Linked DNA regions of Mus musculus: region 2 is linked to region 1. Evidence: chromatin loops called from intact Hi-C (ENCODE). Cell type or tissue: heart. All regions are shown on one strand. Links, peaks and the distances in the headings refer to the core of each region. The heading gives the core; the rest is flanking DNA.

Region 1 (5,346 bases), core at 1-5,000:
AATAGAAAACATACTTTTCCTCTGCTCACAAATGATTCCTTCATGTAAAAACTGATTGTCAAGGTACCAAAGGTGATGTTTATAAACAATGGTAATTGTGGTGCAACTAAACTATAAGTTCTACCAAAGAGTAAAAACAAAAGTTAGAATAAAGAACTTCATGTAGAAATTATATAAGCTCCAAAATCCAGTGATGAGACACAATACCGAAGCATCTACCAGATCCTCTTAAAGCAGCATGATGAGGGAAGTGCAACACCTCAGAAGCATAGAAACAGAAAGTGTGCAAGCAAAATAAAGGAAGCAACACATACAATCACACATCAAAAAGAAGTAAGATGGGAAAACTGTTCCGTATAACAAAGCACCAATTCACAGATAGGTATGATAGTGTTAGAAAAGCCTTGAGAGATTTGACACCAATAATTACTATTTAGCTATTTAAGCCAAGAATCTAGTATTGAAAATCTGAAATATACAAAACCAATGCAGAGACCCACAGCCAAATATCAGATGGAACTTGGGAGTCTTGTGAAAGAGTTGGAGGAAGGATTGTGGGACTTGGAGGTACAGAGACTCAGGTCTCCACAAGAAAACCAAAAGGTTCAACCAACCTGGACCCTTGGGGGGCTCCAAGAGACTGAACCACCAACCAAAGGGCATACATGGGCTGGATCTAGGCCTCCATACACACATGTTTAAGAAAAGTGCAGCTTGGTCTTCACATGAGTCCCTCAACAACTGGAAAGAGTCCTGCCCCTGACTCTGCTGCCAGCCTGTGGATCCTGTTCCCTTAACTGAGTTGCCTTGTCTGATGTCAGTGGGAGACAATGTGTCTAGTCCTGCAATGGCTTCAGGTAGGTGCCGGGTGGGCTGGTTCCTGGGCAGAAGGGAGCAGCTCCCCTCCTCAGAGGAGAAGAGGAGGGGGGGGGGCTATGGGGGGGATGGGGAGAGTAATCAGGATGTAAAGTAAGTGAAGAAATAAATAAATAAATAAATAAATGGGAAAAATGGAACTAAAATGAATGAATGAATGAATGAATGAATGAATATGCAGTATATAAGTGAATGTGTAATGGCCCAAAGAACCTCACCGAAAAGTACTCGTTAATTTCAAAAGAAGATCTGGCAGAAGCCACACTAACCTAGTAACTGGCATTATTAATATCAACACTGGGAGTAGTTGACTTCATGTGCCTTGAAGGGAACACAGGACAGTTTCTGGGATGCCCCTGCCCAAACACATTCCCAGAATTCAATGGTGAGAAAATATCAAACCTAATAAGCTTAACTCTTAAAAATAAAATTCAAGTTAATAAAAACACAGACTAAGAACTGCTCCAAAAGAAGAGATAAGATAATTAAATACTCCATGAAATTTTACACCGCATAGCAGTTGTAGTAACTGTACTGAGGTTAGGTTTGAGTGGACCCTTGTTTTATGAAATGAGTGCTAAATTATTTAGAGATAAAACAGCAAGAAACGTATCTATGATTTAATCTCAAAGGGTAAGGTAAGTGTGTGCACAGGACCAACCACAATCACACTCAGGATAAAATCAGTTGTGCTGGATAGCTTTTAGACAGTGCTTAAGACTCAAAGGCATGCTTAAGGAATAAAAAATTAGAAATTACCTACATCGAAGGCTAACGTATTTCCGGTCTAATCTTATGGCTATAATTGTTTTCTAAAGTGCTATTGGAGATACAGACAAGTGATGTGAAACACTTGTTTCTGCCTGTCCTGTGCAACACTTGCCTGGCATGTGAATGGCTGCAGGTTCAATTCCCAGAACAGATGTGCACATGCATGCGCACAAATTCATTCTCTCTCTCTCTCTCTCTCTCTCTCTCTCTCTCTCTCTCTCTCACGTTTCTGAATGTTTCTGTAAATGTGAAAAACATTTTAACTGGATATTTCAACAGTTAAGCAAAAGGTGGCTAACTCATTTCCATCTATAATAAATTTTAGCCATTCTTTAAAGGTTCACATGGTTTGAAAATCCCTAAGGAAGTCCATGCTTCCTGTGTGTATATTTATCACAGAGAATTTTCTTAACTCCCAGGAATGTTTAGGGACAAGTGTTACTATTTAGAAAATCTGGTATCTGCTCAGCATTCTAGAGGTTGTTGCTTCAACACACGTGGAAATTAATGACTCCTGTCATTAAAGGGCAAGTTACACGTAGCTGAGTTTAATATTCAGAGGAAAAGTCCATAGTCAAAATCTTAAATTAAGGTAATTTGTTGTACCATGGGGGGGGGGGGGGGGGGGCCCGCTGGGGTGAGATTTTCTAAACAGTAAGAGTTTCAGAGGTAACTGACACCATCATAGTCAAGGTAGTCTCTCTAGATTTCCCAGGATCTGATTTCAACTATAAAATAATGGGGTTTGGATTTTTCTGTTTGTGTAGGTTCGGCTTAATAGTGGACCCTGAGTGCTCTATAAATCAAAATCGTAAGTGTAGTAACACACCGCCGTGATGAACTCTGGTTAAGACCTACAGAACTGCACCTCCCTCTTCCACCACCAGCCAGGCACCGGCGAGCCGCCCCGCCCACCCTGTGTCGCGCGGCGTCGCCACCTAGCGACCGCGCATGCGCAGAGTATCGGCGCTACTTCTCCAGGCTCTGCTACACTCTCCCAGCCAGGCAGCCGGAGACGCCGCGGTCAGGCTTTGCCACGAGTGACAGGCTCTCGCGCGACAGAACGACCCCTCAGGGTACCTGAGCCGAAATGAATCCCTCATACACAGTTTTCTCCCGGTTCTGAGGAAGTAGCAGCGGGAAATGGCGCAACAGGCTTGCTTCTGCTTCGTCCATGGCGCACAGGAATGGCCGCCGCACATGCGCAGTCTGCAAAGGGACGGGGCGGAAACCCGCTTCGGCGGGAAAAACTAACTGGTGGGTACGCTGCCCTGACCTGGACAATGAACTGGGCCAACTGGTCTGCTTAGTAGCAGGAGAAAGCAGGAGAAAGGAAGATCACTCACAAGTCCACAGGCCTGACGGTTCAGGATTATTCTGACCTTGACTGTCAAAAAATAAAACTAGCAAAATCCTCTTGTTGATTTCATTGAAGACTGATGCAACTCCAAAGCTGACTTTCCTACTTTGACAGGGCATTTACAGTGTGCCCATAGCATACTGTTTTTACCCTGAACCTGCCCCATCACCTCTCCTGTTCTTGCGTTTGCTCTGGACTAGATCTCCTGTATACTCCCAGTATACCCTTCAACCAAATGCATATGTAAATAAATTGTACATTCAATACATCATGTATATTGTATGCTGATTCAGTGTTGTACTGTTTTTAATTAGATATATTTAAAGGAAGCCCATAGAAATTGTGAGAGATTCAATTTATTCTTGAGGTGGTAGACTGACAAAATTTCCTATACATTCTGGTAACTTAGAAATGGTTACTCATTCACTCATTTCTAAATATAGATTTAAGAAAACGTGGGGGGAGGGGGTGTTGATTGTGTAAGAAACTTGTTAATAGTTACCATATGATAATTTGGCATTAGAATAAGTCACTTTTGATTCTACTATTTTTAAGATCACTGTAATATGTTAGTAAGTAAGATTGTGCAAAGATGAATAAGATATTCTTCCTATTCTTATTGCCCTCATTGAAGATTGGATTTTAAAAGATTAATAGATTGGCAGAATTTGTCACAATATTCTGAATGCTTGAAGAACACAAGAATGTTGTACTTGTTACACTAAGACTGTGGTTCGCAACCTTCTTAGTGACCCCCCCCAACCATAAAATTATGTTGTTGCTTCTTTGTAACCGTAATTTTGCTACTGTTATGAATCACAATTTAAGTGTTTTTGGAGAACCAGTATGATAAGACTTTCTCAAAATGTGACTCAGATTGCAGTGTTGTCAGCACTAAAAAAAAAAAAAAAAAAAAAAGGTACACAACTTTATACAAGTGTTACAGCTCTGAGGAGAAAGGTTTCCCCAATGCAAGTGTTGCAACTCTGAGGAGAAAGGTATCCTGGCAGTCTGGAGCCAAAGAATATTACACAATCCCACAATACAACAGACCTCACACAAGAAGATTATTAGAAAAAATACAGGAGGATGGCTGCATCTGCTTGGGGAAAAAGCAGCAAAGAACTAAGCTAGAAACAGGCTTTACACAGGGATTCTTTGGGAGTTTTTCAGGGTGGGGATTGGTGGGACTCCAAGTTTGAGTTTTAGGCTATCTCAGGGATTGGTGGGTTTTCAAGCAAAGGGATTGGTAAGTGAGCTAGGACACTTTTTTTTACCATACAATTAAGGAAACAAAAGTTTACCACTGAGGGATTCGGGGCATACAACCTTGGCATTTGAATAAACAACAAAACCTAGATCAATCCAATCACCTCTGGCCCCCCACAGCAGCTCCTGAAATACTCACTTCAGATTGCCTTCTTTATGCCTGGAATAAACAACTCTCCCTGACTCTGAAGAGGCAAGGACAGGGAAAAGAAGCTACATATGAATTGCTAAAATTGCCCCAGTTTGTAACTATTAGATCATACCTCCTTAGTATAGTCATACTGTCTTATTAAAAAAAAAAAAAAAAAAAAAAAAAGGTTTCTATGTTGCATTGAATCTCAGTTTGTTAGTTTTATATGCCATAGAAATTGTACTAAACAAATTTTATGCTTTTGTTAATTTGTCTGAAAATTTATGTACTCTTTTATTTTTCTGGATTTTCATCATGTATCATTTTAACCCAGCATTAATTCCTCATGTCCTCCTAAAGTGTCTGAAATAGAATTTTTTTCTCAGCTCATGCTAAATAGAAATGAAATGCAAAAGAAAACAACTTTACCCATGGGAAACTTGTACAACGTTTTAAAGGCTTTTTTACTGTTTAACTTATTGAAAAAAAGATGCTACTGTGGTACTTGATCTAGCAGCTACTGTTCTTTGGGTTAGATAGAGTCTTGTGTTTGGTTTGTTTGTTTGTTTGTTTGTTTGTTTGTTTGTTTGTTTTGCTGTGTACTGGGAACATCAAAGTTTTCTTTATATTCTCTCAAGAGATGTGCTATAGTTTTATTTATTTTTAGCACAATGTACATTGACTTAGCATCTGTCTCCTTACCATGGAATAATGGGACACTTGAGTGCTCGTCAACATAAGTGATTATTTTTATAGTGAATATACCTAAGAGACATTGAACTTAAACAGGATATTAGGAGACCTGTAAGCTCCAGCTTACAGATGATTCTTTCTTACATTCACAAAAGTAATTCTTCACCATTGAAATTTCTTCTCTCAGGGAGCTCAATAAAGGTCATCAAATCCAAGACATATGTGGGTAAAAGAGTCCCATAGACCT
Region 2 (5,384 bases), core at 331-5,330, 210 kb before region 1:
ACCACCATAGACTCTTATTCCCCTGGAACCATAAACCAAAAATATACTCTCTCTTCCTTAGGTTGGCGTGGACATTTTTTTTATCACAGCAAGAGAAATGTACTAATGTATTCATATTCACATATGATAAAATCCCTTGTAATTTATCTTTATTACTGACCTATTATTAGTTATGGTTAACACCTGACTATGTCTAATTTATAAGTAAAATTCTTTACAGATAAAATAAAAGTTATTTTGCCTCAAGGATGACCTTACCTTAAAAAAGAAACGTATTACAGAATATGTAAGGTTTGGTTCTATCTAGAGTTTCAGATATTCCCTGGGAATCTTAGAATATGTTTCCTATGGACAAGATGGGATATGCTAAGTCAGAGCCTGACAAATTGTCTGGATAAGCAGTAGAATGAAACTCCATTTCCTCTGCATCCTTTCCAACACTGGATATCTTTCTAGTTCTCTCTCTCTCTCTCTCTCTCTCTCTCTCTCTCTCTGTGTGTGTGTGTGTGTGTGTGTGTGTGTGTGTATTTGAGACAGGATCTCTCACTGAACCTGAGTATCATCTCTAAATCAAGGGTGGTAGGTCAATGAGCTTCAGTGACTCACTTGTCTCTGTTCCTGTCATATCCACCTTACTCTCTGTACACAGTAACTTCCTATGTAGGAAAGATGACCATAACCTTCAGCTCTTTCCTTGTGTTCCACCTCAAAAGTTTTTGGGTCATAGGCCTGTGCTATGGAGCTGTTTTATATGCTGGGGATTTTTTAAAAATTTTTTATTAGGTATTTTCCTCATTTACATTTCCAATGCTATCCCAAAAGTCCCCCATACCCACCCCCCACTCCCCTACCCACCCACTCCCCCTTTTTGGCCCTGGCATTCCCCTGTACTGGGGCATATAAAGTTTGCAAGTCCAATGGGCCTCTCTTTCCAGTGATGGCCAACTAGGCCATCTTTTGATACATATGCAGCTAGAGACAAGAGCTCCGGGGTACTGGTTAGTTCATAATGTTGTTCCACCTATAGGGTTGCAGTTCCCTTTAGCTCCTTGGGTGCTTTCTCTAGCTCCTCCATTGGGGACCCTGGGATCCATTCAATAGCTGACTGTGATGCTGGGGATTTTATTGAGGGCTTCCTACAGGTCAGAGGGACACTACCGATAAAGCTACACCCCTGTCTACAAAATTCATTTTAAAAATGTTTTTATACCCAAATCATGCCGTTCTTTTAAGAAATAGTCTCATGCTGTTTACCATTTTTGGAGTTTGGTAAAATCCTATTTCCTTATTACACCAAATTTAGCAAATAGAATTAATACCATCAGGCAAGAATAAAGCTACTACCATGATATTTGAGTCACTCTTGAATCAAGCTTTATTAAATACTGGCCAGGAATGATGGACACAGGCCAAGTCTACACCAGGAATTCCAGAGTATGGCACCATATTGCATTTGTCAGGGGCTTATGAAGGCAAATCCCACAAGGGTATGCACTTTCTGCCTTTGTGGAATCAAGGGCAAACATTCTTCCTGCCCATTTACTTCCCACCTACATGTGACTAAGCAGATCTTGTGCAGTTTGGGCAAGCTTGTTATCTTTCTTGAACAACAGCCTCCAGCATTCCTAGAAGTTACCTTGAGCAAGTGGGACTTACAAATTAGAGATTTGTTTGTTTGTTTGTTTGTTTGTTTTATAGGTCTCTCTCTCCTTTTTTTTTTTTTTTTTTTTTTTTTTTTTTTCGAGACAGGGTTTCTCTGTGTAGCCTGGCTGTCCTGGAACTCAGGCTGGCCTCGAACTCAGAAATCCACCTGCCTCTGCCTCCCAAGTGCTGGGATTAAAGGCTTGTGCCACCACTGACAGGCTGTTTTATAGGTCTCTTAAAGTATAGTAACTAAAACTTAAAACATAACTTTAGCCTTCGCAGAGAAAATGGCTGTTTTTCTTTCAGTATTTGCATCTGGACAATTATTGAGTGTTTTTAGGTAAGAAACTAAAGTGCTGTTTGAACAGTCTTTTTTATAAAGATTTGTTTGTTTGCTCTAAAATGTAAGTTGTGTATCCTTAAAGAATTTCTATATACTTAACATATTTCTCTCAGCTGTCATAGTAACCTTAAAACTCAATAACTTATGTTTTCCATTTTACAGATGGGAACGTAGAAATGTAGTAACTTTCGTTTTAAACATTATCCAAGTATTAAATGACAGAACTAGGCCTAGGGCAGTCACTTGCAAGTGACACACCCAGATAGATACAGGCCCTCCCAGTTACAAGGCTGTCTGGGTATGCCTAGAGGCTGGGCGAGCTGTTGGTAAGGATCTGAGCAATTTGAAAGGGGTTGGTACTCAGAACTGGTACAGGAAGGGTTCAGTTCTTCTGTAAGCGCTGGCCCAGTTTACTACCCCCAGGTTAATCTGCAGGCTCTTCAGACAGGCCTTGGCAGGGTCCGGTGCTTGGAAACTCTAACCCTCTCTCTCGGTACCGCCCCTCCACCGCTGCAGCCTCTGCCACTGGGCGGCCTCTGCCACTGGGCGGCCTCCGCCAGACTCTGGGGCTCCCAGGGCTGGCTGCCGGGAGGCGGCCCACAGGCTCGCCCGGCCCCTGGGAGGAGCCCGGAGAGGCCCACCTGGCTGCGAGGCCTTAGGAGACCAGCGCTGTGGGGACTCCGGCGGCAGGTCAGTCTTCCCTCCACCCCGGCTCCGACGCTCAGTGCCCGGCGGGCGGCCGCGGCGTTGTCCCGGCCCGCTGCAGGCCCAGCTTCAGCCCCCGCACCCGGTACCGACTCATCCCGGAAACCGGCCGGCGCTTCTGCACAGCTCCGGACTGCCATCCCCGGGACGGGGTCGCCGCTCAAGGCCGGGAGGGAGCGTTTGAACCGGGCGAGCGTCACCCCGGAAGCACCGAGTCCCCAAACTTTTAGCTGCCCCGCTTAGAAGTTGTTCTAGGAAGACTTGCCAACTTTAGCCAGCAACTTTGGCGCGTGTGTCCAACATACCGCCCTGTTGAGGGAACCCGGTGAATCACAACCTCCTTCAATTCGGTGGCCCAGTTGTTCCTGGTTTAGATTTCCCGCTCTCCTCCGGGCTCTGTTCAGCCCACTGGAGTGGAGTTTCAGCCGCCTCGGAGGCACTGGGTTCAGTAAGCGAAGGAGGGAAAACTACTTAAGCATAGATGGGTAGCTTAAGAGAAACGTTTTGTACCCTGTCAGTATTTTTGAATAATTTTCACGAAAGCATTTGTCCTGGTTAGATTTTGCTGTTGTTATCAACTTGTCTCCATGCAGGGCCATCTGGGAAGAGGGACAAATGTTGAATGTTGAGATTAATGTGAGGCTGTTAGTGGCTGGGGAAGGGTACAGCTTTAAATTCAAAGGTCGCATCTGACCTTTGGTAGTGTCTTACCACCACCAAGCAAAACACCTGCGAATGACTTCCACGAGCAAGGATTTCCATGACAAGCTAACCTGTCCTATCAGGACACTGACTAGTTCAGGCTCTCTGGTTTTCTGACCCTCCCTCTTACCCACTCCCATCAATGTGAGAACAGCTTTGCCTTAGAGATTACAGCTCTACAGATAACAGGAATCCCACATTCCAGAAGAAGGCCACAGAAATTTAATTCAAGTGGCAAAATACCTCCATTAGATTTACTCAGGGGCAGATGCGGATCTGTTGGAGTGATAGATGGGGGAGGGCCCAGGCCAGCAGTGCCACCCTTGGGCCTGGTTTGTTTAAGAAAGCCAAGCTGGTTGATCCAGTTCGGAGCAGGACAAGCTATTGAGCAGGGGGGTCTGCCATGGTGGCTTCAGTACCTGCCTGCAATTGCTGCTTTGAGTTCCTGCCCTGACTCCCCTTTCAGGTGGATTGTAAACTATATGAAGTAATTCCAAAGTTGCTTTACCATGGTTTTGTTTATTTGTTTTTGTTTTTGTTTTAGTCTAGAAATACTAAGAAGACCATGGTTACTTTCACATCTAATTTCAAGCATTTTTTCTAATATTTATTAATTATATATTAATCGCGTTACTCATTTGCTAATTTCTATACAATGATAATTAATTACATTCTATAGTGTTGCTAAATATTAATAAACTCCTACATGAAATTTTGAAGTATTGATTTAAATGAAACACAGTAGATATTTTTAATTTTTAAGAAATTTATTTTTAATTTTTAATTTTGTGTGTGTGTATACAGGTGCCAGTTGAAGAGGTCAAATATATCAGGCCCCAGAGCTCGAGTTACAGAGAGTTATAAGCTGCCATGTGGGCACTGGGAACTGAACCCAGATCATCCTCTACAAGAGTATTGCATATATTATGTATATATTATTACATATATATATACATACATACATACATACACATGTCAGTATCTCTTAGGTTTCAAAGTATCTGAATTTCTAACTTGAATGTTGTGGATGGCTTATCCAGTTGGAATTGACTTCAGGATCCTAATCTTAATTCTGGGAAAGACATTAGGAGAAATGAGTTTCAATGCTAGAGTTTTAACTATTTATCTCATCCATCTGCCAATAGATGTGATGGCACCAAGAAGAAAAGAGAAATATAAGCTTCCGGTTCCACTCCCAGAAGGCAAAATTCTGGATGATATGGAAGGAAACCGGTGGGCACTGGGCAAGATGATCGGCTCTGGAGGGTTTGGACTGATATACTTAGGTAAAGTATGACTAAATTGCCAAGTCTAATTACGTCTGTGATCTTTGTAACTATGGTAACAATGGTATTTTAAGAGCTAACTGAAATAACAGAATTCATAGATTCTTTTTTTAAAAAAGTAATTTGAAGATAGTTAATGTTTAGTACATTAACTAAACATTAGGTTCAAACCATAACTGACATAACATGTTCCCTGTTTGTCTTCTTTTTCCCCCAGTAAGTTTTAGAAGTCTTTTCAGAGCATAATTGCACAATCTGCCAGACAGAATTCAAATTTTCTTTTTGAGAACTTGTTTTCCTGAAACCACTTATTTTTATATGTTATAAACAACAGCTGTATAAATATAAATATTTTGTGATCCTTTTTAAAAAATATTTGCTATATTATATGTATGATATCTGTCGGACATGTCACAGGGCAGCTGTGGTGGTCAGGGGACAATCCTCCCACCTTTATGTGGTTTCTAGGATGCCAACTCAGGTAGGTGGGCATACTTCTGGAGAAAGCACCTTTACCTGCTGTGCTGTAGCTCTGTTCTCTACGTTTTGACTCCTAATAATTATTATCTAGGCAACGCTAGGGTTCTACCTAGACTTAAGGTTAATGACTGAAAGCATCTTTTATGTGGTGTGAACAAACTTCTCTCGTGTGACTGCAGTTTACTGGCTATGCTCTCCCTGGGAAAATGACAAAGTGGATATTC

The links. Peaks named below come from ENCODE experiments on the same cell type or tissue, not always from the same donor. Only the 100,000 strongest peaks of a DNase experiment are listed, where the experiment ranks them.
Region 2: a loop joins it to region 1, with 3 times the contacts of the local background. A loop is called at or near these places in 11 of 42 quality-filtered maps.

Annotation. Positions count from the first base shown.
Region 1 is chr11:26,384,692-26,390,037 of GRCm38, reverse strand. Fancl (Fanconi anemia, complementation group L) reads right to left here and starts at 2,954. Exons shown (of 14, transcript NM_025923.3): 1 at 2,728-2,954. The coding sequence starts at 2,823. It also overlaps the pseudogene Gm18324. In heart, for the core only: a CTCF peak has its summit at 2,537; a DNase peak (open chromatin) is centred at 2,597; H3K4me3 peaks cover 1,489 bases; H3K27ac peaks cover 924 bases.
Region 2 is chr11:26,590,883-26,596,266 of GRCm38, reverse strand. It overlaps Vrk2 (vaccinia related kinase 2), which reads left to right and starts at 2,347. Exons shown (of 13, transcript NM_027260.3): 1 at 2,347-2,677; 2 at 4,540-4,680. The coding sequence starts at 4,545. In heart, for the core only: a CTCF peak has its summit at 2,518; a DNase peak (open chromatin) is centred at 2,566; H3K4me3 peaks cover 1,789 bases; H3K27ac peaks cover 1,242 bases.